Regions from separate parts of the Mus musculus genome. Here region 1 is linked to region 2. A link is a loop called in an ENCODE intact Hi-C map of the cell type or tissue named here. Cell type or tissue: heart. All regions are shown on one strand. Each heading gives the region's core, and the rest is flanking DNA. Links, peaks and the distances in the headings are about the cores only. Region 1 overlaps Gm30215 (a long non-coding RNA gene). Region 2 overlaps Pde3a (phosphodiesterase 3A, cGMP inhibited).

Region 1 (16,295 bases), core at 3,975-11,974, 540 kb before region 2:
CTTTCTCTTCGTATGCCTTACCTTAGTTCTTAAGCAAGTGATGCCCACACTGTAGACAGATTTTACCATCAGTTAATCCTTCCTGAGGCACCTTTAGGGTGCATCTCACTGTGATGGTTTGAATACGCTTGGCCCAGAGAGTGACACTATTTGGAGGTGTGGTCTTGTTGGAGTAGGTATGGCCTTGCTGGCGGAAGTGTGTCACTATGGGAGTGGACTTTGAGACGCTCCTCCTAGCTGTCTGGAAGACAGACTTCTCCTAACTGCCTTCCGAACAAGATGTAGAACTCTCAGCTCCTCTAGCACCATACCTGCCTGGATCCTGCCATGCTTCCTGCCATGATGATAATGGACTGAACCTCAGAACCTGTAAGATAGCCCAAATTAAATGTTGTCCTTTATAAGAGTTGCCTTGGTTATCATGTCTCTTCACACTTGATCTTAGCCAAAAGGCTGAGAAGCAATCATGGTGTCTCTTTACAGCAATGGAAACGCTAATTAATGCCCTAGACATTTCTTTATCCAGCTAAGTAGACAGTGAAGATCAATCACAAATGGCCTGTCATGGTGATGCATACCTTTTATCCCAGTGTTCAGGAAGCAGAGGCAGGTCAATCTCTGTGAGTCTGAGGCCAGCTGGGTCTGCACAGTGAGTTCCAGGGCAGCCAGAGCTACATAGTGAGACCCTGTCTCAAAACAAAACATAAGAAACAAAAAGCAAAACAGAACAAAAAAAATCACAAACGTCCTTATAAACTTGAGAAATATGCTATTATAGTGATAATTTTCATTGTCGACATGACTAGATCTAAAATCACAGAGGTGACACCTCTCTGGGTGTATCTATCTGTGAGAGCTTCCTCAAGAGGCTCTCCCAAGGTGGGGATACCACCCTGAATACATGTGGTGCTATCCTATGGGCTGGAGTCCCTGATTGGATAGAGGGAGAGAGGAGAGTTGAGCACCAGCAAGCTCTTTCCTTCTCCCCGACTGGGATGCAATGTGACTCTGTCACAGTGCCTTTCTCTGCTCTCAAGCTCTCCTATCACCATGTAGTGCCCCATCCCTGCTTTCAAGCTGTGACCCCAGTAAACTGCTAGTGGCTTATCTCAGTACTCAGTTCACCAAGGAAGGCAGTGAAGAGGTATGAAGCCAGTGATTGAGGCCAAAGCCTTACCTTTGTCAATTCTTCTGTCAGCAATTGTGTGACCAAATGTTGCTTACCTGTGTCAATTCTTTTGTCTTTAACTCTTTGCTGGTCTGTGGGCTAAAAGCTGCTGGCTTCTAGCAATTTGATTCCTGCAGATAACAGCAGGGAATTTAAGCAAAAAGGTATAGCTTCTCTTCATGAGCACAGAGAAAAGAAAAGGAAGAAAGAATTCAAGGAAACACACACACACACACACAGAGTTTGGCTGGGCCTGACCATCTATCTCAACAATTCCATATGTGTTCATGCATATTTGCATACATGCACATATACTTACACACATATGTATGTACATACATATAGATGAACAGGCATATACATGTATACATTTGGTAGATGGGGCTGAGCCACAAATATCACACTTTATTTCTTCTCTATGGTTATTTATACCTTCTTAGATAAAAGTTCTTTATAAAATTACCTCATAGATAAAATGTTACACAAAAGGGGAGTTACAGAAGGATGTTGATAGTAAGTTCAAAGCAGTGTTTTGCTCTATAAGCTCATTATAAGTTCAAAGCAACAGTTTCACATGGCCTTGCTTTATCATGGTGCAAACCTGTGGCTTTGTCGTTGGACCTGACCTAGAATGAATGCTTTTTCTTGATCACAAATCTGTCCCAAGCCTATTTCTTCTCTAAGTGTAATTGTGAAAGCTCATTGTGTCCCTTATCATGCAGTCTTTACTTACCATTCTATAAGGAAGGACACATTCTATTCTTGATTCTAACTTTATTACATCTTTCTGGGAAAACAACTAAAACCATCTCTTAAACTTTCTTCTTAAAACTATTTGAATCAAATCAGAAATGCTATAAGGTCATTAATCCATCTAAACAGCATTAATTCATAAAAGTTCATCTTCATGTTGATCTGCAGGAAATTTGCCCAGTAGGGTGGGCTGATGTCCAGGAATCTTTAGGCTATGTGATAGTAGCAGGAAAAGCACATAGCATCGAGAAGCAATCTTGAGATGAAGTCTCTAGGGCTGTGTCTCTCCAGAGCACACCCATTGCAGCCATGCAAAATGGTGAGCCAACTCCAGGAAACTCGCTTGCTTGCATAGCCTTTCCTAGGCAGGCTCTCAGTAAGCCCTTCTTCCCTGAGGTTGCTTCTAGCCAGGTATTTTGTTGCAGTGAAGAGAAAAGTAACGTATACATATTGTCTCATAACCTTGAGAGCAAATCTCTGCAGAGATTCCTTATAACCGTGAGAGAATCTCTTTAGAGATCTCTAGATCAAGCTTACTCTTCCTGCCCCTTTCCCAAGATGGTGTCTGTGGTCCACAAGAGAGTATACTCTTCCTTAAAGTTCAAGTTTTTTTTCCTAGGTTGCAGTCTCTAATTCTGAAAAAAATCTCAACCTCAAACAGGAAAGCAGAGGTCATTAGATTTTTCCATGCACAAAAGTTCTGGGCACTGGGTCTGGGGAAACTAGATGTCAAATCCTAGTTCAGAATGTCCAGTGGGGCTCTTCCCATCCAGTAGGCTTTCAGTGCAATGGCAGCTGCTGCTGGCTTGAACTAGCAGTCATTGTTCAAGGTCTTAGGATAATCTGTTGTGTTACCAAGCTTAGGCTTGCTTCTATTTTATTTATACTCTGCTCAGGGATGCCTCCTTTCATATAGTGCATAAAAAGCAAATTTCAGACTTGTGCTTTGAACCATGGTAAATTCTAAGAGTTCAGTATAGAAACTGGCATGTGTCACATTGCCTTACACAAATGCCATTTTCATTACAGCTGACAGCCCGCAGTGACTTATCTGCCAACAGGTAAAAATGATATTTTAGAATCTACAGCATAAATACAAGCCATTCAAGTTAGTCTTGTAGTTGGAGGTCAGACAATTGGTAGAGTCTGTGACAATGGGTAGAGTCTGTGACAGTGGGTAGTCTATGACTGACAGTGGGTTGTCTATGACTGACAGTGGGTAGTCTGTGACAGTGGGCAGTCTGTGACAGTGGGTAGAGTCTGTGACAGTGGGTAGAGTCTATGACAGTGGGTAGTCTGTGACAGTAGATAGATTCTGTGGCAGTGGGTACTCTGTGACAGTGGATAGAGTCTGTGGCAGTGGGCAGTCTGTGGCAGTGGGTAGTCTCCCTGGGAAACACGGAGAACTGCAGGGAAAAATAAGTATGATTTCCTCTTGGGGATTTGTCTCCTAATGAAATAGATTAATTTTGACTATTATTTTATTAGTCACACACACACGTTTGTTTTAGTATTTTATTCAATTACCCAATGTGATTATGTCACACTGCAACAATAAGTTCTGGACTTCATGTTAGAATAACTAGTTTTTGAAGATAGGGTGTCTTAACTACTTTTCTATTATTGTGTTTAAACACCATAATCGGCAGCTTATGAAAGAAGCATTGTATTTGCAGCTTATGGTTTCAGAGAGGGAGAATTCATGCAGGCAGGCATGGCTGTAGAGCACTACCTGAGAGCTCACATCTTGAGACACAACCATGAGGTAGAGAGAGAGAGAGAGAGAGAGAGAGAGCGAGCTAGCAAACTAGAAATAGCAAGAGTCTTTTGATACTTCCAACAAGGCCACTTCTCAAACAGTTCCATCAACTTGAGACCAAGTTTCAAACATACGAGCCTATGGGGGTCATTTTCATCAAACCACTACTCAGGGTCTCATGCATCCCACGTTGGCCTTGATCTTTCTTTGTATCTGAGAATGAATTGAACTTCTGGTCTGGCCTTCCTGCCTCTGCCCCCTAAGTACTGGGATCACAGGTATACACACTAACTTGATTTGTGTTGTGTAGGGACTCGAACCCAAGGCTTTGTTCACACAAGGCAGGCACTCTATCAATTGAGCTGCACCCCAGCCTCAGGTTCTGGTTCTGATGGTGCTACTATCAGATCTTGATAAAAGGCAATTTAAGGTCCTGAACTTTTCATCCAGATCGTCTCACATATATTGTTATTGACTTCAGTTTGTTATACTAAAAAGGCAACTCTGAGGCCGGAGTTCATTAAGCTCTTGCCATGTTGATACTGGAAGCCATGGTAAAAAATAAGATCCCCAGATGTGGTGACACAAGCTTGTCATCCCCAGCACCAAGGAGGTAGAAACAGCTGATCAGTGGGGCTTGCTGGCCAGTTGAGTTTACTTGGTGATTGTCAGGCTGCTGAGAGACTCTGTATATTTAAAACAGTGGATACTGCCCAAGGGACTACATCGGAGGTTGCTTTCTGACCTGTACATGCATACAAACTGTGGTGGCTCCACATGCATACACACTCTGGTGACTATTCTTGGTTGTCAACTTGACTACATCTAGACCTAAAACCTAAAACATGGAGGGCAGCCTGTGAAGGATTTTCTCCTAATTTGATCCACTTCTAATCTGGATCTTTGAGGTAGGAAAATAGACCTTTAGTGCAGATCATCCGAGCTGTTAAAGGTCACCCCTTTCATCTGGATCTTGAGGCAGGAAGACAAACTTTTAATTTGGGCCACACCTTCTGCTGGAAGCCTATGTAAGGACATGGAAGAAGGGAACTTTTTGCTTTCTGCCTGCTTGCTCTGCCTTGCTATCAAGTCCATTCCTTCACTGGCATTAGAGCCTACTCCTTTGGGATGGGATTCCAGCATCTACTGAAAGCCAGCTAAGACATCCAGCCTTGGGGAATGAGCAACTACTGGACCTTCTGTTCATATCCAGCCATTGTTGGATTAACTGGACCACAGCCTGTATACCATTTTAATAAATTCTCATACATATATGTATATGCATATGTATGTATATATGTATATCCCAATATATATATGCACATGTAAATGTACACACATGGACTTGTGTACATACAGAGGAAAAAAATCAAACAAACAAAAAACCAAAAAAGCAAGTTTGATTATGTCACACTATTCTTTATCTCCTGCTGGTACCCCTCAGTGTTTGGAGAAAAGCCTGTAATAGCACCTGTGTATTGTCACTTGCTCTGGCAGGCCATGCCAGCCGTGTGAGCTATGTGGTACTTCTAGCAGACCTCAGCATCTTGGTCCCCATTGTTCATAGCACCACATTTGCTAATATCTGTTCAAGAGGGTATTGTGGGTTTTTAGACTCAGTATAAAAAGTTTTTTAATGGAGAACCTAGGAGCTATTTCCTATCTGTAGAACAACAAGTGAATGACCTCAAGTTTAGAACTGCCTGTGTGCCCAGAGTGCCCTGAAAAAATAGGAAGTGATATATGTGGGCAGTATTTTAACCTGAGATACAACACAAATCTGAACTAGCCCTAGGTCTGAGTGCCTTTTACCATAGATGACTTGTGGTGTCTCCAGGACAGAGTGGCTTGCTTACAGGGCCTCTTGCCCTCCACATTGATTGTTGTGAGTAACTTGGTGGAAACTCGTGATTGGTGGTTCTCTGCACTCTGGTGGCTGTGGGACAGCGTCACAGCCTTGCTGTTAGTATTTTGGCACACAAAGTGGCTAACCTACTGTATAACTTACTTGTTTGTATTCACATTCGCACATAAGCAACAACGGTCAATGTCATCTTTGAGCAGAAGACCGGGGAGAGCTCTGCTTTCTTCTACACATTCTTTGCCTCTGCTGATGTCTGAGCTCACTTAGAACACATCAGCTATCTGACTTACGATTTCAATGGTTGACTTTTCCATATAATTCTGCAGAATTATCTCCTGAGAAAATAATACCTTTGAGGCCAAGACTCAGCAAGCTGTCATAATATTTTCATTGTCTTACTAGGCAAAGAGTCAGCAAGCTCTCCAAGGATGGTGCTGCTGTTTCCTGGCTTCTTGGCAATACTGAAACTCATCTCTCTGGAGCAGTTATGTTTCTCTAGGTACACACTCTCTACAAACTGGACTTTATGTGACCTTTTGCATAAATAGCAGTGATATTACATCTGGGTGTGATGTGCCTATCTATAATCCCAGCACTTGAGAGTGTGAGGCAGGAGGATGGCTGTGAGTTCAAAGACACTGTGGGCTACAGACTGAGTCCTTGGTGAGCCAGGACTGTAGAGTGAGACCCCCTTCCAAGAAACCACAACAGAGGACCATAAGAGATTGCTCAGTGGTCACAACACAAGCTGCATAGGTCTAACAACCCGAGTTCATCCCCAGAACCCAAGGTGGAAGGAAGGACAGACCGGCTCTGTAAGTCTGTCCTCTGACCTCCAGATGTGGAGTGTGGGATATAGACACCTTTACACATGCAAACGTAAACTGCTAATAAATAAAGTATAGGAAAAAGAAACAAGATTGTATAAGATTATTCCACTTGTCTCCCACACCTCCGTAGGATCATGCTGAGCAACATTCTGCCAGTGGAGTGAGTTGTCCTGGAATTGCCTCAGATTTAATTGACTAAGAAAGTAAATTAAAAAAAAAAATCTGCTTTTTTGTGATACGTTTTCTGGGCAAATCCAGAGACAGGGAGATTGCCCTTAAAAGGGAGTTTTGTATGAAGGAGTTTTTTCGGGGGAGTAGGAAACTCAAAGTGTTCCTGGTGGCTGAAATGGTGATGTCACAGGACTCCTGTGAAGTCTCACAGGAAATGGTTTCGGCTGGACTTAACTCTGCTGGTTGGAGTCCGATTAGGGCGGAGAATTATGCTTGAATCTGGGGTTGGACTTTTCATCCAAGTTCTTTCTTTTTCTTTGTTTTTAAATTCACCAACTGATCCCTGTTGGTGGAGTTGCCGCTCAGGTTGCAACTGTTAAACTAAGGAAATTTGATAATTGACACTATGTTTAGAATACAAACGCCCCACATCTGCCAGCATCTGCCTGTGTGTATGCGCAGACGAAGACTGGGTCAGTGATGTCAGTGGAGTGTCTTTCTCAGTTGCTGTCTACTTTATTATCAGAGGCAGGGTTTCTTCCAAAACTAGAGCTCTCTTTAACTAGGCTGTTTGGCCAATGAGCTCCATGCATTTGCCTGTCTCTGCCTCCCCACTGCTTGAATTACATGTCTACTCTGCCATACCAAGACTTTTGTAGGTGCTGGAGACCCAAGCTCAGGCCATCATGTTGGCCCAACAAGTATTTTACACAGTGAATCATCTCCATTGTCCTTAGCTTCTTAAGGAACACTTAGAGAAAATACCTTTGGCTTTTGACACCTTCACTGTTGTGGTGTGTTGTGGATAGTCCTGGTGCTGTTTGTATTTTGATGCTAATTCTGCTTCCCCAGGAGGGGCTGCGGATGATGGTTGTATCACCAGTGACTTCTTGTAAACCTGCTCCCCACCTGGTAAAATAAAGGCTAGGGCCGGTGACTGGGCAGTGGAAGGGAAGGTGGAGCTGAAAAGTTTGGTGGAGAAGGAGGAGAGGAGAGAGAGAGAGGACAAGGAGGAGAGAGAAGGAAGGAAAACGGAGGAAGAGGAAGATGCTCTAGATTCAGTGTGGCGTTAAATAGCCACAGGTAGCCATGAATATATCATAAAAGGATAGAATAATTGGGATAACTTGTCTAATCTAGGTGGGCAGCTTGTATCATTATCAGTTGGCTCTGAAATTGCTGTGTGGGCATCTTGTGAATTGAGAATTTACTGATATATAAATCTGACTGACTAATTCTAAGCTTCTAGAGTTTTGATTTACTGGGCTAAGGGGATTTGTGACAACTAGCCGCAGGGGGTGGATGGCTGAGAAGGTACAGGCAGCTCTGAGGCAGATAAACCAGAGCTGGGAAGACTGCATCATGGCTAGGCTAGAGGTGGAGAGACATGGGCAGAGTAGCTGGGTATAGTGTGGGATGGTGCATTTTAAAATATTTCCTGCAACAGTAGTGTGAAGAACAAATACATCTTTAGAGTAATGTTTTGTGTGTTTTTAGCATTTAGACAAGAGACTTTTTCCACTTAAACTGGACGTCAAGTGACTGAAATCTTCAAAGTCTTCATCAAAACGGTATAGACTCAAATTTTGGAAGTTACTAGAAATTTCACAATGAGAAGATGCTATTAGAGCACCTAGCCAGAAGGTGGCGATCTTACCTTTGTGCTCATAGAAAACAGTGTGTCCGTGACGAGTTCGCAAGGGTTCAGAAACCTCTGAGGACTGTATTTCCCTATTTGTATTCAGATACAGTTTTATAGCAAAACAACATGTTTTTTTTTTCTCTTAGTGAGAACGTGGATAAATGGACAGAACCATTCTATAGACAATTTCTTCAATGATGTGTTCATATGTGAAATGGTTACGATCCGTATGGATGAGAAAATGCTCTCCTAGCAAATGTGAATTCTAAATCGTATCAGTCTTTTCTCCTTCGTTTATGATCTGTGCGTCTTAACCTGATAAACGCAGCTGCGCGGACAATAGAACAGAAACAATGTCCCTTCCTTTCTTTGTTCTTAGAGATTCACCATTATCTCAGAATCAAAATCTGGAACCTTCGTGATCTGGCTGAAGTCAGGAAGTTTCAGGCAAGGAAATCAAGGAAGATCTTCGGGCTTTAAACCACGGTCGAAGCTGATATCTAACCTGCAATCACTGAAAAGTAGACAATACAATCCACCCTCTTCAGCAGGAAGCAGTTACACCCTTCTAAGCCCCATGACCCTTCTGTCATTCTTGCCGCTGACCTGGAAGGTGAGAAAGCTTTGACTTCTGTAGAGACATCATAATGTTTTGTCTATTTTTGGTTTACTTCATAAGCTCTATATACAAAAAAGCTAATTGGTCTAGCAATGACTCACGGTGCCCAAATTAGGCAAAAAGTTGTAATAAAGATATTTTCTCTTAGAAATTGGTCATTGAAGGAGGGGTATGTACAACTTTAATTTGATTTAATTTAATCAAAACGAACATACATTGCAGGTGTAAAATGTCAAAGTGCTGAGCTAGCTAAGTAAAACTGGGTTTCCATGTTGTCAGCTCTTTTGCTCTAGACATTGTGTGGTCAGGGAACTCGGAGAAGAATGGGGGTGGGGGAGGGGCTAGAACAGGATGTCACCACAGAGAATACGGGAACTAGAATAGGATGTCTATTTAGCTTAAAGCAAGGGGATTATAAGAAGCCCTTTTGGCTACAGTCAAAGAATTGCAAGGTTTTCGGTATGGCAGGTGAAAACAAAGGCGTCTAATTTCTTCACTGTTAAGATCAAATGGAAGGGATGCTTGCATTTGCCTGGTTAGCAGAGTATTCAAAATCAAGCCGTTTCTATCAGGACAACTTCTTTGCCTCTCTCAGAGGGAAGGAAATGAACCAGAACTGGAAAAGAGCCTCTGTTCTCCCTTCCAGTTGATGCCGAGAAGAGACTGGTGCTTAAGTTCGTGAGGTCCAAGTGAAGATGCCTCCTCCACCCCACTCCGGCCACCCCCACCCCTGTTTCCATTCTCTTCCTCTATAGGGCGCTGACCCAATTCCCCAGGCTGTGTAGGGACCCAGCCATTGTCACAGAAGCTCTGCTGTTTTTTAGGTGCTGCAGCTGTCTTCTCTAGCCCTCTATCATGTTCTTGAGATCACAGCCCCTAACTTCTAACCTCAGAAGCCTAGCTATCCTTACGGTCCAGTGTAGCATAACCCGATGTCTGTCTGCTTTTGTAGCCCATAACAGAGAGAGAGAGAGAGAGAGGGAGAGAGAGAGAGAGAGAGAGAGAGAGAGAGAGAGAGAGAGAGAGAGAGCCCTGCAGAGGCTGACCATGGGAGGGGGTGTGGGAGAGGGGCAGAGACAACGTGCGTTTCTCTATAAGGGCCTCGGGTGAATTTTATGTGATATTGATGTGTCCTTGAATTGCATATTTTGTGGATTTGCAGAGCCAACTGCAGAGGCTGGAGCTCCATAGAGTCATAGGAACTTCCTGTCCCCGCCCCGAACCTCGTTGGCTCCTTCCTGTTGGGGGAGCTATAGAGCACACTCAAGCTACCCCCACCCCAGTTCCCCTGTCTGTGGACCTGTGCCAGAGCGACAGAGGCTTCTGAAGAGAGATTTTTATACACTTATCCTAAAATCTCATTTTACCTTGGCTTCAAAGGGTCGGATTGCTGGAGAGATGGCTCAGAGGTTAAGAGCACTGACTGCTCTTCCAGAGGTCTTGAGTTCAAATCCCAGCAACCACATGGTGGTTCACAGCCATCTGTAATGGGATCTGATGCCCTCTTTTGGTGTGTCTGAAGAAATGTACACATACGCCTAAAACAAAGGGTCAGATAAATGGGTCTTAAACAAACAAACGAAAAGAAGGCTACTCTTCTCTTAGGGATTTCAGAACTCAGAAGGATGTCTTGAAAAAGAGGCGAGAAACCTTTTGTTCTTGTGGATAAGAGGGTTAGGACTCATGCTAAATTGTAACTTCTCCCCAACGGGTCTGTTCTGTGAAACTCCCCCTTGAATCACACGTTTAGGATGATAGTGGAAGAGACCATAGAAGATTGAGGTCCACGGGCTGCCACTTCTAGCTGTTTATGGTAACTGGGTCTCCGAGCCCCTGCTGGGTGGAAAATAGGCTGCATTTAAGTGGGAATTGAGACGACAGCACGTGTGGGAATCACGTGCCTTTTCCCGCAGGAGTGGGCCTTTCCTACAGCGTCGAGTGCTTACTGCTGCTCAATGTTGTATTACAAACTTGATTTCTTATGTCCTCAGAACTCCTCAGCTTCCTATGAAATAGAATTTCTACTTACTGCCTGCTTACTCCTGCGGGATGCTAGAGAAGTCCCTGGGTTAATTTATGCTTAAGTGCTTTGTTCAAGTCAATAATAATCCTAATGGGGGCTATTAAGACGTCGCCCAGACAACGGACTGACTGTCCCCCTCCCCACCCCCATTTCCTGCTAGAGGATTTTTTCCCCCACGTCTCCCTTGGAGTAGGATTTGTGATAGATGATATATGTAAATGAGCAATCAGTTCCGCTGAAGAGACTGTGAGGCAGAGGAAAACACCCCTGGTCTGCTCACTTGAGCTCTCTCTCCAACGTGGTGCTCAGGCTGCTGAGTGTCGTATGGCTGTATGGCGCTTGTGCTGGTCTTTGTCTTCAGCCCTGCTAGGTTCACAGCACGCCGCAGGAGCTCATTGGACAGACCAGCACTGTACTGTGGGTATCTTGTCACTGGGGGGCTGCGGTGGGAGTGTGGATCATGAAGGAAACAAACAGTTAGCAGTTCGGTCACATTGACCAGTGTACGAATACCTAAGAGCCACATGCAAATAGATCATTGTATAATTTATTTTTAAAAATGACTTCAAAGATTTGTAGGATTTTTTTTTTTTTTTTTTTACTTTAGCTGTGTGTGTGCATGTGTGCACGCACGTGTGTGTTGTGTGTGTAGAATATATTTTGGGGTTCATAATCGGGATTCATTTCCTTAACTTCAATATACACTGATAGCCAGTGCCACCAATACTTTTGTTCGTTTGCGAGTGACTAAATAGTGTTACAGCATGCAGCCATTTTGCTCTCAAAAGAAAACCAGGGACTGGAGAAATGGCTCAATGGTTAGGAGCACTGGCTGCTCTTGCAGTGGACCTGGGTTTTGTTACCAGCATCCACATAGTAGCTCATAGCTCTCTATAGCTCTGGTTCTAGGGGATCCAATGTCCTTTTCTGGTCCCCAAGGACACAGCATGCATGCAATAAGCAGGCATATATGCAGGGAAACCCTCAAACACATAAAATTAGAAATGAATCCGTACAAAGCTTTAAAAAAGACTCCCTATAAAGGAAAACAAGGGGAAGCCAGTGTTGGAAGATGATGTACCGAGAAAGATGGAGGACCATTCAAAGCCTGCATTCAAGTTTTAAGATCTACTCGGACCTTCATGTCCATTGTCCCCCCCCTCCACCCCCCAGCTCTGCTGTACACAAGTTACCTGAAATCTAAATACCTTTGACATTTTGGTTTTTACAGGCAAGGATCTCACATAATCCATGTTGGCCTAGACCTCCTTATGTAGCCAAGGATGGCCTTGAACTCTTAATCCTCTTGCTTCTTCTCTCCATTGTCTGGGATGAAGGAGTGTCCCCCCGCACCTTGCCCAGTGGGCCCAGATTTTAAAGGCTGTGCTACATCTCGAGGAGGCAGGGGTCGATGTGAAGTAATGAATCGATGACCCCAGAGCGCTGTGGAAAGGAAGACTCCATTGTCCCCCAAGCCATGGGTCTCACTTAACCCTTTGCTTGGCTGAGGAATCCCACCTCACCATCCAGGCTTGCCCCATGTTTTCCAGAACAATGGAAGGTAAAGACTAGTTTTCTGTATAATGCTATGAGGTTTTGAAACTGGATTTCTAAAAGCATACGTATTTTAAATGGGGGGTTCTGTTAGCATATCAGATTTAATTGGTTCAAGAAAACTGAAAAAGATCTTTACATGGGAAGTTAAGAAAAACAATGTGGATGGCCAGAGACCTTAGCTACTCAAAGGGCTCTGCACAGTTGCTGTGTTGGCTACTTTTCTCAGTGGGGTGTGTACTGGCTGGCTTTGTGTGTCATCTTGACACAAGCTGGAGTTATTACAGAAAAAAGGAGCCTCCCTTGAGGAAATGCCTCCATGAGATCCAGCTGTAAGGCATTTTCTCAATTAGTAATCAAGGCAGGAGGGCCCGGCCCATTGTGGGTGGTGCCATCCCTGGGCTGGTGGTCCTGGGTTCTATAAGAGAGCAGGTTGAGCAAGCCAGGGGAAGCAAGCCAGTAAGGAACATCCCTCCATGGCCTGTGCATCAGCTCCTGCAAGTTCCTGCCCTGTGTGAGCTCCTGACCTGACTTCCTTTGGTGATGAACAGCAATGTGGAAGTGTAAGCTGAATAAATCCTTTCCTCCCCAACTTGTTTCTTGGTCATGTTTTGTGCAGGAATAGAAACCCTGACTAGGACAGGGTGACATAAACATCTGGTGGGGGTGGAAGTGGGGAGCCTGTCTTACACTTTGAAGGTGGTCTCTCTTTTGCAACTGTGAGTCTGCAGTCATTGATAGCACTGAAAAGCTGCTTTGCCCTTTGTAGTCAGTGAGAGCATGAATCATGGACTTGCACGTGGTTTCTGGAATAGCACAGACCGTGGACATGCACATGGTCTCTGGTGTCTGCATGTGTCATGGACCTCAGAATGGTGTCTGCTGGCAGTACAGACCACAGGCATCTACATGGTCCTCTGCCACTGCGTGGGCTATGACACTATTACAGCCCTTGAAGGCAACATGGGCAGTGGCCTCAGGTAGCAGTGCAGGCCACTCACATCAACAAGGCCCTGGTGGCAGCATGGCCCACGGACATTGTCATGGATTGAATGTGCTTGACCCAGGGAGTGGCACTATTTGGAGGTGTGGCCTTGTTGGAGGTGTGTCACCGTGGGTGTGGGCTTTAAGACCATCATCCTAGCTGCCTGGAAGTCAGTCTTCCACCAGCTGCCTTCAGATGAAGATATAGAACTCTCAGCTCCTCCTGCACCATGCCTGCCTGGATGCTGCCATGTTCCTGACTTGATGATGATGGACTGAACCTCTGAACCTGTAAGCCAGCCCAATTAAATGTTGTCTTTACAAGAGTTGCCTTGGTCATGGTGTCTGTTCAAGGCAGTAAAACCCTAACTAAGACAGACATCAACATGGATTTAGGCAGCAGCACAGACCATGAGCATACACATGGTCTTGGGTGGTAGCATCGGCTACAACCATCAATACAGCCTCTCACTGCAGTAGGACCACAGACCCAGACATGGCCTTCAGTGGCAGCAGGGACCACAGATGTCATCATAGCCTCAGGTATCAACACAGGCTGCTCACATCAATATGGTCTCTGGCAGCATGCTGGGAGTGGGGTGGGGGTGGGAGTAGGGTTGGGGGTTGGAGGGGTGGGGGGCACAAGATAAAATCATCTGAGAGGGAACCACCATTGAGAAAATGCCGCCATACTATGTTTGTCGGTCTGGGTCTTGGTTGCCTCGCTTAGGATGATTGGTTTCTCTAGTTCCATCCATTTGCGTGCACATTTCATGATGTCATTGTTTGTTTGTTTTGACAGCTGAGTGATAATCCATTGTATCAATGTACCACATTCTCTTTTTCCAGTTTTCAATTGAAAGACAAACATGGTATGTACTCATAAGTGGCTATTAGCTATTAATTAAAGGATAGCCATGCTACAATCCACAGATCCAGATAAGCTAAGGAACAAGGAGGGCTCAGGGGGCTAGGGGGTGAGGGCATGAATTTCCCTGGGAAGGGGAAATAGAATAGATATCACAGGTGTGGATGTGGGGGGTGGAAAGAGGAGGGATCAGGTATGGGGAGGATGGAGGGAGAGAGTACTGGGAGAGACAACCAGAATTGGGGGGCATCTCAGGGCAAGCTAGAAACCAAGTGCAATGGAAACTCCTAGGAATCTATAGGGGTGACTCTAGCTAAGACTCCTAGCAATGGGGGATAGAGAGCCGGAACCAACCATCTTCTGTATACAGGAAAGAGGGATCAGGACACCAGCCTGGGCACATAACCATCGACTTACACTTTGTCCTGCCTACAAGATGGCTGGGGTAAAGTTGGCACAGAAATTGTGGGAGTGGCCAACCAGGGACTGGTCTAGCTGGAGACCTAAGCAAGGAGAGGGAGCCCACCCCTGACACTGCCTGGAGGGCCAAGACCCAGAGGCTGGATAACCCGGAGACCTAGGATAGAACCAAATGTGAATTGTTGGGGATGTTTTTGTGTACTGTGTAGTCACATGCTGATTTCTCTACCCAGAGATCTGGCTGCAGTGCAGACCTTGGCATGACTTAGTATTTTGTAAAGCATTGTTCTCCATGACCTCCTGATTGGTTAAATAAAGAGCTGAATAGCCTAAAGCTGAACAGGAGAGGATAAGGTGGGACTCTCCCGACCAGACAGGAGAGAGGGTCTCAGGTGAGGACATGAATGAAGAAGGAGATGCTAGAGCCAGAGACAAGGATGTCAGGTAAAGTGCTGTGTAGGATGATGGAAGTAGGCCAGGCCAGCATTGTTGGGTAAGAATAGCTCAGTATCTGCCCAGCTATAGTGCCCCGAAGCTTATAATGAATATAAAGGTCTCTGTGCCATTATTTCAGAGCAAGGTTGTATGTAGAAAAGCCCCCTTACACACACATACACACACACACACACACACACACACACACACACACACACTAAAATGATCCCCAGTGATATTGCACTATACTCATAGATTAGCACCTAACCCGGTTGTCATCAGAGAGACTTTATCCAGCAACTGATGGAAACAGATGCAGAGGCCCATGGCCAAACATTAGGCAGAGCTCTAAGAATCCTGAAGAAGACAAAGAAGAAGCAAGAACACCACAAGAAAACCTACAGAATCAACTAACCTGGACTCCTAGGGGCCCACAGAGAGGGAACTGACAATGAGGGGAGCCTGCATGGGACTGCATGGGACTCTGCACACATGATACAGTCGTGTAGCTTGGTCTTCTTGGGGGCTTCCTAACAGTGGGAGCAGGGCCTGCCTTTGACCCTTTTGCTTGCTGTGACCCCTTTCCTCCTCCTGGGTTGCCTTGCCCAGCCTTAACAGGAGGGGAGGTGCCTAATCTTACTGAAACTTGATGTGCCAGTTTTGGTTGATATCCCTTGGAGACCTGCCCTTTTCTGAGGAGAAAAGAAGGAAGAGTGGATTGGGGGTGTGTGCAGAGGAGAGGTGTTGGAGAGGGACAAGGAATGGAAGAAAGGATGTGGAAAAAATTTTTAAAAAATATTCTCCCATCAGATTGGGTTGCAGACAGGCATTTTCTTAATTAGTGAGGTTCATGGTGGTGGTGGCATCCATTGGCAGGGGGTCCTGGTTTCTATAAGAAAGCAGGCTGAGAAAGCCATGAGGAGCAAGCTCCCCTCCATGACCTCTGCATCAGCTCTGGGCTCCAGGTTCCTGCCCTGCTTGAGTTCATCCTGACAGTGATGGACTACGATGCAGAAGTGTAAGCCAAATAACCCTTTCTTTCCAAAGTTGCTTTGGTCATGGTGTTTTATCATAGCAATAGTAACCCTAACTAAGACACCCCTTAAAATTTTATTTAAAAATTATATATATATATATGTGTGTGTGTGTGTGTGTGTGTGTGTGTGTGTGTGTGTGTGTGTGTGTATGGGAGTACAGGTTCTCGT
Region 2 (8,000 bases), core at 1-8,000:
GACTTGTTTCTCTGTGCAGAAGGGAACAGCTGCGTGCACCTGGACAAACAAAAACAGACTTTCAGAATCATTAATTCTGGTTCAGATGCGGTGATGAAGGTGAAATGGCTTCGCATGGAAGGTGTCAGCGCTGGTGCACGGCTGAGCTGGCATTTGCTCCTCCTGTGTTCTCATTGCCTTGATCCTGCTTTAAAGCTTGGGATCCCTGCCTAGCAAGTGAGCCCACAACAATCCAACAGCTTCTTGTAGCCTCGTGGTGGCATGCAGGACCAGTCGTCTGGGATGATAGGCACTTCAGTGCAGACATATCCCAAGGTAAGGCTTGGGATGTCAGAGTTGGGAATAGAAGGTATGTGCTGGGGACAAGGAGTGGATGCATGGTAAACACAGTGAATACCAGAGAACTACTGTAGCTCCTGTGTGCTGCAGTGGTTCTAGTTCTTGGAGTCAGGAAGTGAGAGAAACAGTGCCTTTCTGTGCAATGGAAAGTTCGAGAAAGGCGATGCAGGTTAGAAATAGAAATCATTCCATCTTTGCACATTTCAGTATAATCGCTTACAGCTTTAGTATGACAATAAATAGATATTTCCAGAGTAATAGTTAAAAGGCAAAATGATTTGAGCTTGAAATTCTTGCTATCTGTTAGTAATTCTACAAGCAGTCTTTTGTAGACTGGAGACACGACTTGGCGCTGTCAGGAAAAGGCAGGGATGTGAAGAGAAAAAATATGTTATATGAAGAAACAGAGGCCAGCAACAAGAAAACCCGCCTCTTCTGTGCTTCGGTGGGGGTGAATCATGTCAGGGACCTCATTGTCCCTCCTTTCTTCCCTCTTCTTCTCCTCCGTGGCAGCTTTCTGTTTCAGCAGGGAAAATACTCAATGATATTGGCCGCACACAGAGGGGCACACTCAGATAGCTGACTGTTCCATACAGAGAACGTGAATGTGTGCTCATGTTTTTATTACCTAAAGCAACTCTGCCATTGTAAATTATGAACATAAATTCACAGATAAGTTCACGCTGATGTGCTCCTGTCTGAGGAACACAATGAGGAAGGTTGGAACATGGTATGGATTAAAGTTTGTACTGCCTCAGGGTGACTTGTATGACCTCTGCTAGACATGTTTCCAAATATGCACTTCCTGGAAAAGCATAGGAAATAGGTGAATTTCTGCAACGGTGCCAAAAAACTAAGCAGCTATCAATAAATACTGATAAATTGGAGTGAAAATCCCAGCATCTTAGGATTAGAGAGACGACTTAGTGTTTACAAGCTCTTGCTGTTTTAGCAAAGGATTTGGGTTTGATTCCTAGCGCCCAAAGGACACCTCACATCTCCACTTCCAGGGGATCTGATGCCATTTCCTATTTTCCCAGGTACCAGATATTCATGTGGTGCACAGACATACATGATTAATAATAATAATTATTTAAAACAACAACAACAACAAAAAAAACACCAGAAGTTTAACAGTAGCAATGCTATGACAATAGGAACTCACCCTGGCCTCACCTGTCCAGCCATCCTTTCTGCTTTGGCTCTGCAGAGCGTAGCAGCTGTACTCTGAAGTCAAAGGGGGAAGAACAGAGGGTCTCAAGAAGTGTGGGTGAGGAGACAGCCTTGGTTTTATTCCTATATTGAACTTATTTGTCAACAGAAGTAACATGTGACATGCTCATACGTTTGGAAAAACGAGTGCACACGATTTCAGGTAACACGGGCTTATCAGAAACACACATGCTGTTGAGAGTCTCAATTCTGAGGGTTTGGAATCTCAGTTTGTGTGTCTATATCATAAGAGTTTGTTTTGATTCATAGAGCAAGGTAGACACTCTGATATCATCCAGAGAGATTTATTCTACAGAAGATGAAATTTGAAAGAGGAACTTATTTTTCTCATTGTTTGGTCTTGAATCCAGGGCCTCCCATGGGCTAGGCAGCAGAACTGGTGCCATGTATGTCACAGCTCCAGGCTGATGCTTTGTCCCATCTCATGCTTCCACTTCAATAACTTATCACCATTCTTTCCTCTAATACAATATTTCACTTTTTAGTAGTAAAATCCTGTTACAATGTAAAGGTGGCTTTCTTTGCCCCAAAGAACTTTGCAATATATAGGCTGACATGCATATATATTTTCTTGAATAATACACATAGGCTGAAATGAACCGGTGTGTAGGCCAGATGTGGCTATAAGCTCTTTGCAGACAGAAATGCTTGAGTCCCTTCTAAAGTGAAAGTGAACTTCATGTGTAAGAGAGAAAATAGGAAGTTATGCTTAGAGTACCTATGGTGTGGTGCTTTTCTTGCTTCTGGCTCTGTTTAGAGACTCTAAAGATAACATACATGCACTTAAGATAACACTATGTTGTTGTATTTATTTCTCAGGGTCTGATATAGCCTGTGTCTCACTAAGTATTTTCATATAGAGACAGGAAGGAGTGTAACAGTCACAGGCCTCCGTCTAGAACAAGCGTTTATTTTTATTTATTTTATTTATTTTTTCCATGCTTTTGTTTTTGTTTATTTATTTTTAAAATAATTTCTTTCTGAGCCGGGGTGTCATGTACCTCAGGCTGGCCCCATACAGGCAAGAGTGACTTTGAACTTCTGACCTTCCAGCTTTTTCCTCCCAAGTGCTGGACAGTAGGCATTTGTTCCCCTGTGTGTGTGTGTGTGTGTGTGTGTGTGTGTGTGTGTGTGTGTGTGTGTGTGTGTGTGTGTGTGGTGCCAAGGACTGAACCCAGTGATTCTTAAGGGTTAGACAAGCATTCTACTACCCGAGCCACATCCCAGTGGAAACCTGACCCTGCCTCTGCTTCTTACAGGCTGTGTGACTTGGAAGGAGTCACAGTTTGTCATTTGGGGAAATGAGGGTGATCGCAATAATTGCAGGTCACAGGGTAGTAACTGGGATCTAATCTAGTCACCTTTCACAACTAGCATGCTTTATAGAGAACGCAGAACTCAGACTGGGAGTGCCCATTTGAACTCTTTAGGACTTTTCCAGAGTAAATACTTAGTTTTGATGGCACTTTAATCACTGGGACCGGCATTGAAATGGTTATTTTGATAAGAGTATATAGTAAATTGTCCTCTACATTTTGTCGTTCCATGGTGTGGGGGCACATCTAAACTCCCTGGCGTTGTGTGTCTCCTGGAAGTGAGGGGCAGGTAAGTATGAAAAGTTTAGTTTGTGAAAAATGTCTGGTAGCTTTATTTGACTGCAAACTTCATGAGAGCCTGCTGTATGATGCAGGGAAAAAATATGAAGAGGAAAAAAAACCTTAAAACTTCCTCAGTATAAATAGAAGTGAGTGTCCACTCCTGGGGAAGTCAGGGTGCTGACGCACTTCATGCTGGCTGCTCATGTGGAATACAGTGTTCTGTCCAAGGCCCCATAATTTTAGGAAGGACATGGACTGAAGGAAGTGCCAGAAGTCTGGAAATCGTGTAGCAACAAGGAAGCAGGACTGTGTAGCTAAAGAAGAGAAAGCTAATAGGAGCTAAAACACATTTCTCAAATTACTACAAGGTTGTCATTAAAAAAGAAATGGACACACTCATGTCTAACTCCAGAAAATAAAAGGAGACACAAAGGAAAGAGAATAACAGCACACTTCAACTCGAGGGGGACAGCAATGACGTTAACACTTCAGACAGTGTTTCAAGAATTTGTTTCTTTAGCTTGTGTGTGTGTGAGTCTGTCTGTCTGTCTGTCTGTCTGTCTGGAGGGGTGTATATATGTGCACCATGTGTGTACAGTGTCTGGAAAGCCAGAAGAGGACATAAGATTCCCTGGGACTGGGGAATGAGCAGTTGTAAGAGTCTGGAAACTGAACTCGGGTCCTTTGGAAGAACAGCAATGCTCTTAACCACTGGGCTGTCTCTTTAGCCCCCAGACTTGTTCTTAGTGGGCCAAAGGTGAATCTATTAGAGTTCCTGTGTTGCTGACTTAGATTCAGTCCCATTCACTCAAATAAACTTTATGCATTTACACAATTATTGGATAGCCTTTTCTTGGACACTGTGGCGATAATGTGAGTTTGTTTAAAATCTAGAATACATTGTAACTCACCAATCATTCAAATAAATAAGTCATATTTGTGTGTATAGAATATGCATGTGTATATATGTATGTGTGTGCAAGTGTGTGCATACATATGTATATAAGTATTTTTGTGTGTGTTCATGTGTATATATGTATGTGTGTATGTGTGTGCATGCATGCATGAATATATATATGTATATATTACACACGCATATGTGTTTGTGTGGGTGTGTCTGTGTGTGTGTGTGTGTGTATGTGTGTGTATTTGTGTGTGTTGAGACAGACTCTTTTCCCTGTATTCCACCAGGTGAACTTGGAGCTCTTGATCCTCTTTCTTGGCCGCTCCTTTGCTTGGATGACAAGTCTGAACGACCACATCCAGGTCTAATCATAACTGTCTTTATATTTTTTGCAGTCTGTAAGGCTTCCTTAGGAATTGCTTGTTTCTGGCTGGCTGGTTGCATTTCCCGTAAGTGTAGAGGATTTGGTGACAGGAAGTATTATCACCTTGCTTGTATCCAGTTGTTTCTTATACATTGTGGGAAAACACCATAACCCAAACTACATTATTTGAATTATTTTCATTATTTTTCTTAAAGATGTATTCATTTTTATCTATGTCTATGTTCTGAGTTTCTGTCACATATACTTCTAAGCCAAGAGCCATTTATCCATCAAAACCAAGAGATGAAAAAAACAAACAAACAAAAAACAATATTAAGTAATGGCGCCACCTTAAGGAAGAAGTTAGGTAAAGCACGATGAGTCCTTACTGAGCACCTACTACCAAAGCCCCGGAGAGGAAGGGATTATGAGAGAGAAAGTCAATGTATGTTTAGTTTTGGCTGGCAGACTATGTTTCCTTTTTGAATCTCACTGAAGCTTCAAATCCCAGCTTGTGTGTTCAAGGTCAGGCTGTCTGTTTTTGTGACATTCAGGCAGCCCCCTCAATGCAGCATCTGCTATGTTTTGTTGTATGTTCGTAGGCTTGAACTCTGATGTGCTCCCCCTAAATGTTTTTATATTTTATTTGTGTGTTTTTCCCAAGTAACCTTCTTCTGAGTTCACAGTTTTATGTGAACCGTAGTTAAACTCCCTTTTCCATGACTTGTAGCCTATGGTATTTAACTGTTTGCTGGGATAGCCTTCCCAAGTAAACATAAGAGGACAAGGGTATTCTCGAAGAGCAGTGCCCTCGGAGAGGCTTCTCCAAGGTGACTCTGCTGCTTGCTCGTGAGGGTTTAGATATTTAAACACAGGGCTTAGCACACTGCCTCATTGTCTTCCAAAGGTCATTAAAACACTCGACCCTTGGCAAAGAAGAAGCTTTAAAATTTTTGAAGGCAGTGTAACCTTTTACAACCTCGTCCACCAGTGTCTTCAAAACAGAGGAGAGGAGAATCACATTGGTTAGCATTGCAGCTGGGCAATACTGACCCTACAATTTAAAAACCAACCATTGCATGCGGTTTGAGACAAACAGAAATCTGGGGCTGTAGTTTTTCTGACTTAATAGAACATGAATCCTTTTTGTACATGTTCCTTTAATCGGTTTTCATTTTTAAGGCAACCCACTAGGTTTGTCTGTTTTTGAAAATTTTTACAATTTTACTTTGTGTGTGTGTGTGTGCATGTGTGTATGTATGTATGACAGAAGACATCTTTACAGACTGTCCTCCACCATGTGCTTCATATATATATATATGTGTGTGTGTGTGCATTTGTGAATGTATGTGGGTCTGTGTATATATATATGTGTGTGTTTGTGTTTGTATGTGTGTGTATATATATGTATTTTTGTGTTCATGTTTATGTGTATGTTTGTGTGTGTATGTGTGTGTGTATTAGTATGAGTGTGTGTTGTGCATATGAGCGTGTGTATGAGTGTTTGTGTGTATCTGTGTGTATGAACATGTGTGTATCTGTTTGTGTGTCTGTGTGTATATGTGTGTCTTTGGGTATGTGTGTATGTATGCATGTATGTATGTTTATGTGTCTGTCTGTGTGTATGTATATATTTGTATATGTGTGTCTGTGTTTGTGTGTGTACTTGTGCATATGTATGTATGTGTGTATCTGTGTTCCTATGTGTGTGTGAGTGTACTTGTGTATGGAGCTGGAGTTATCCTTGCCGTTATCTTTGTTGTTCCCCAGTCTCCCCAGTTTGGCTTGGTCCACTGTCCACTGAGCCCCAGAGGCATGTGTCTCCCACATCCAGCTCTGGGATTACAAATGTATGCTGCTTCCATCTATCGTTCTGAAGGGTAAACTCAAGTCCTCAGACACTGTGGCTAGTACAGCAGTCAAGACAGGCCTGCCACTCCTCATGTCTTTCTCTATTTCTCTGTGATCATTTTCAAGTCTGTGGGTCCCGTAGCGGTTCACACTAACGCTGGGGCCCACGCCATGGTTCTCATGAGAACTCAGAGAGCACAGCCATGTGGAGTGTTAGGCCTGTTAGCTGAGTCAGAGACACAGCTGCAAGCATTCAGAAAACACTTGCAGATGTCACTTGTGGATCAGAGACTGTTGGATGGCTTAGCGTTGTGCTCTAGACAGTGTGGATAAGCGTGGGCATGGCCCCATCAACCAGACCTGCCATCTTGGTTTTTTTTTCCCCCCCCAGGAAATCAGACCCAGGGTAAGGTAATAAAACAAGCTCCCAAAGGCTGCTCTTACAGCCATAAAAGCACCAGGAGCCAACAGTGTCAAAGCTTGAAGGATGATAACTCCTGTTTTTATTTCTTTCTTTGTTTCTCCAAACAGAAAGTGGTTACGCATTTCTAGGAAGACACCAGGCAAACGCCTTTGGTAAAAGGCAGATATCGATTGCTTTAGAAACGGATCGGAGTGTTCAGCTTTAGCACAAAGTTTGAACTCTGGGTTTGAAAAGAAGAACTTTTATATTTTTGGTTGTGAGCCTAGCCTTTAACGGCTGAGCCAGTGCCTGGCAAACACAGAAGTGGATGCTCACAGTCAGCTATTGGATGGATCACAGGGCCCCCAGTGGAGGAGCTAGAGAAAGTACCCAAGGGGCTGAAGGGATCTGCAACCCTATAGGTGGAACAACACTATGAACTAACCAGTACCCCCTGAGCTCGTGTCTCTAGCTGCATATGTATCAGAAGATGGCCTAGTCGGCCATCATTGGGAAGAGAAGCCCCTTGGTCTTGCAAACTTTATATGCCCCAGTACAGGGGAACACCAGGGCCAAGAAGTGGGAGTGGGCAGGTAAGGGAGCAGGGCCAGGGGAGGGTATAGGTGACTTTCGGGATAGCATTTGAAATGTAAATGAAGAAAATACCTAATAAAAAATTGGAAAAAAAATAAAATAAAAGGAGTAAGAAACAAAAGAAAAAAGAAAAGAAGAACTTGAATTGAATATATTATTCAAATATGAATACGTCTTCAGTTTTACGTTTGTTTTCCAGGGGCCCAAGCATGAGATAGACTACTTGATATTGTATAAGAAAAGCAATAAAGGACAACACAATTGTCAGCTGATATTGTCCATCCTGTGTAATGCTGGCTTCTTCCACGCATGCTCTTAGGGCATTCCTTGCAGTCACTTCCAGAACCTCATAGAGTTTGGGAAGTACTAGAAGCTAGCAGGAAACTGGCAGAGCATGTGCAGTGTGCAGCTTTCCTACACACGGGTGTTCAGTCGTCTTCAGTCGTCTTCCCATGTCTAAGTACTCACAATAGCAAATGCAGACAGCTCTTGGGCATGCAGGGACATGGTGTTCTGTGAGTGCTTTATTCACCAAAATTGTCATGGCTTGAAGCGTATCCGGCTTCAAGTTAGTTGTTCTTCAGTCTCTCTCTCTTTTTTATTCCTTTTTAAAAAATGGATATTTTCTTTATTTATGTTTCAAATATTATCCCATTTCCTGGTTCTTCAGTCTCTTGAGTTTCCTGCCAATGTATGGCTCACCCAAATACCATA

Evidence for each region. Peaks named below come from ENCODE experiments on the same cell type or tissue, not always from the same donor. Only the 100,000 strongest peaks of a DNase experiment are listed, where the experiment ranks them.
Region 1: a loop joins it to region 2, with 2.4 times the contacts of the local background. A loop is called at or near these places in 7 of 42 quality-filtered maps.

What each region holds. Positions count from the first base shown.
Region 1 is chr6:140,758,332-140,774,626 of GRCm38, forward strand. Gm30215 (a long non-coding RNA gene) reads left to right here. Exons shown (of 10, transcript XR_003956541.1): 5 at 8,567-8,800. Among named protein-coding and RNA genes, the nearest start is that of Gm30215, 86 kb to the left of the region's middle. In heart, for the core only: a CTCF peak has its summit at 8,187 (motif pointing right); no DNase peak of the experiment used is centred there; H3K27ac peaks cover 414 bases.
Region 2 is chr6:141,305,267-141,313,266 of GRCm38, forward strand. The region is part of intron 1 of Pde3a (phosphodiesterase 3A, cGMP inhibited); the gene reads left to right. Among named protein-coding and RNA genes, the nearest start is that of Gm10400, 31 kb to the right of the region's middle. In heart, for the core only: a CTCF peak has its summit at 4,797; DNase peaks (open chromatin) are centred at 3,385 and 6,505; H3K27ac peaks cover 1,906 bases.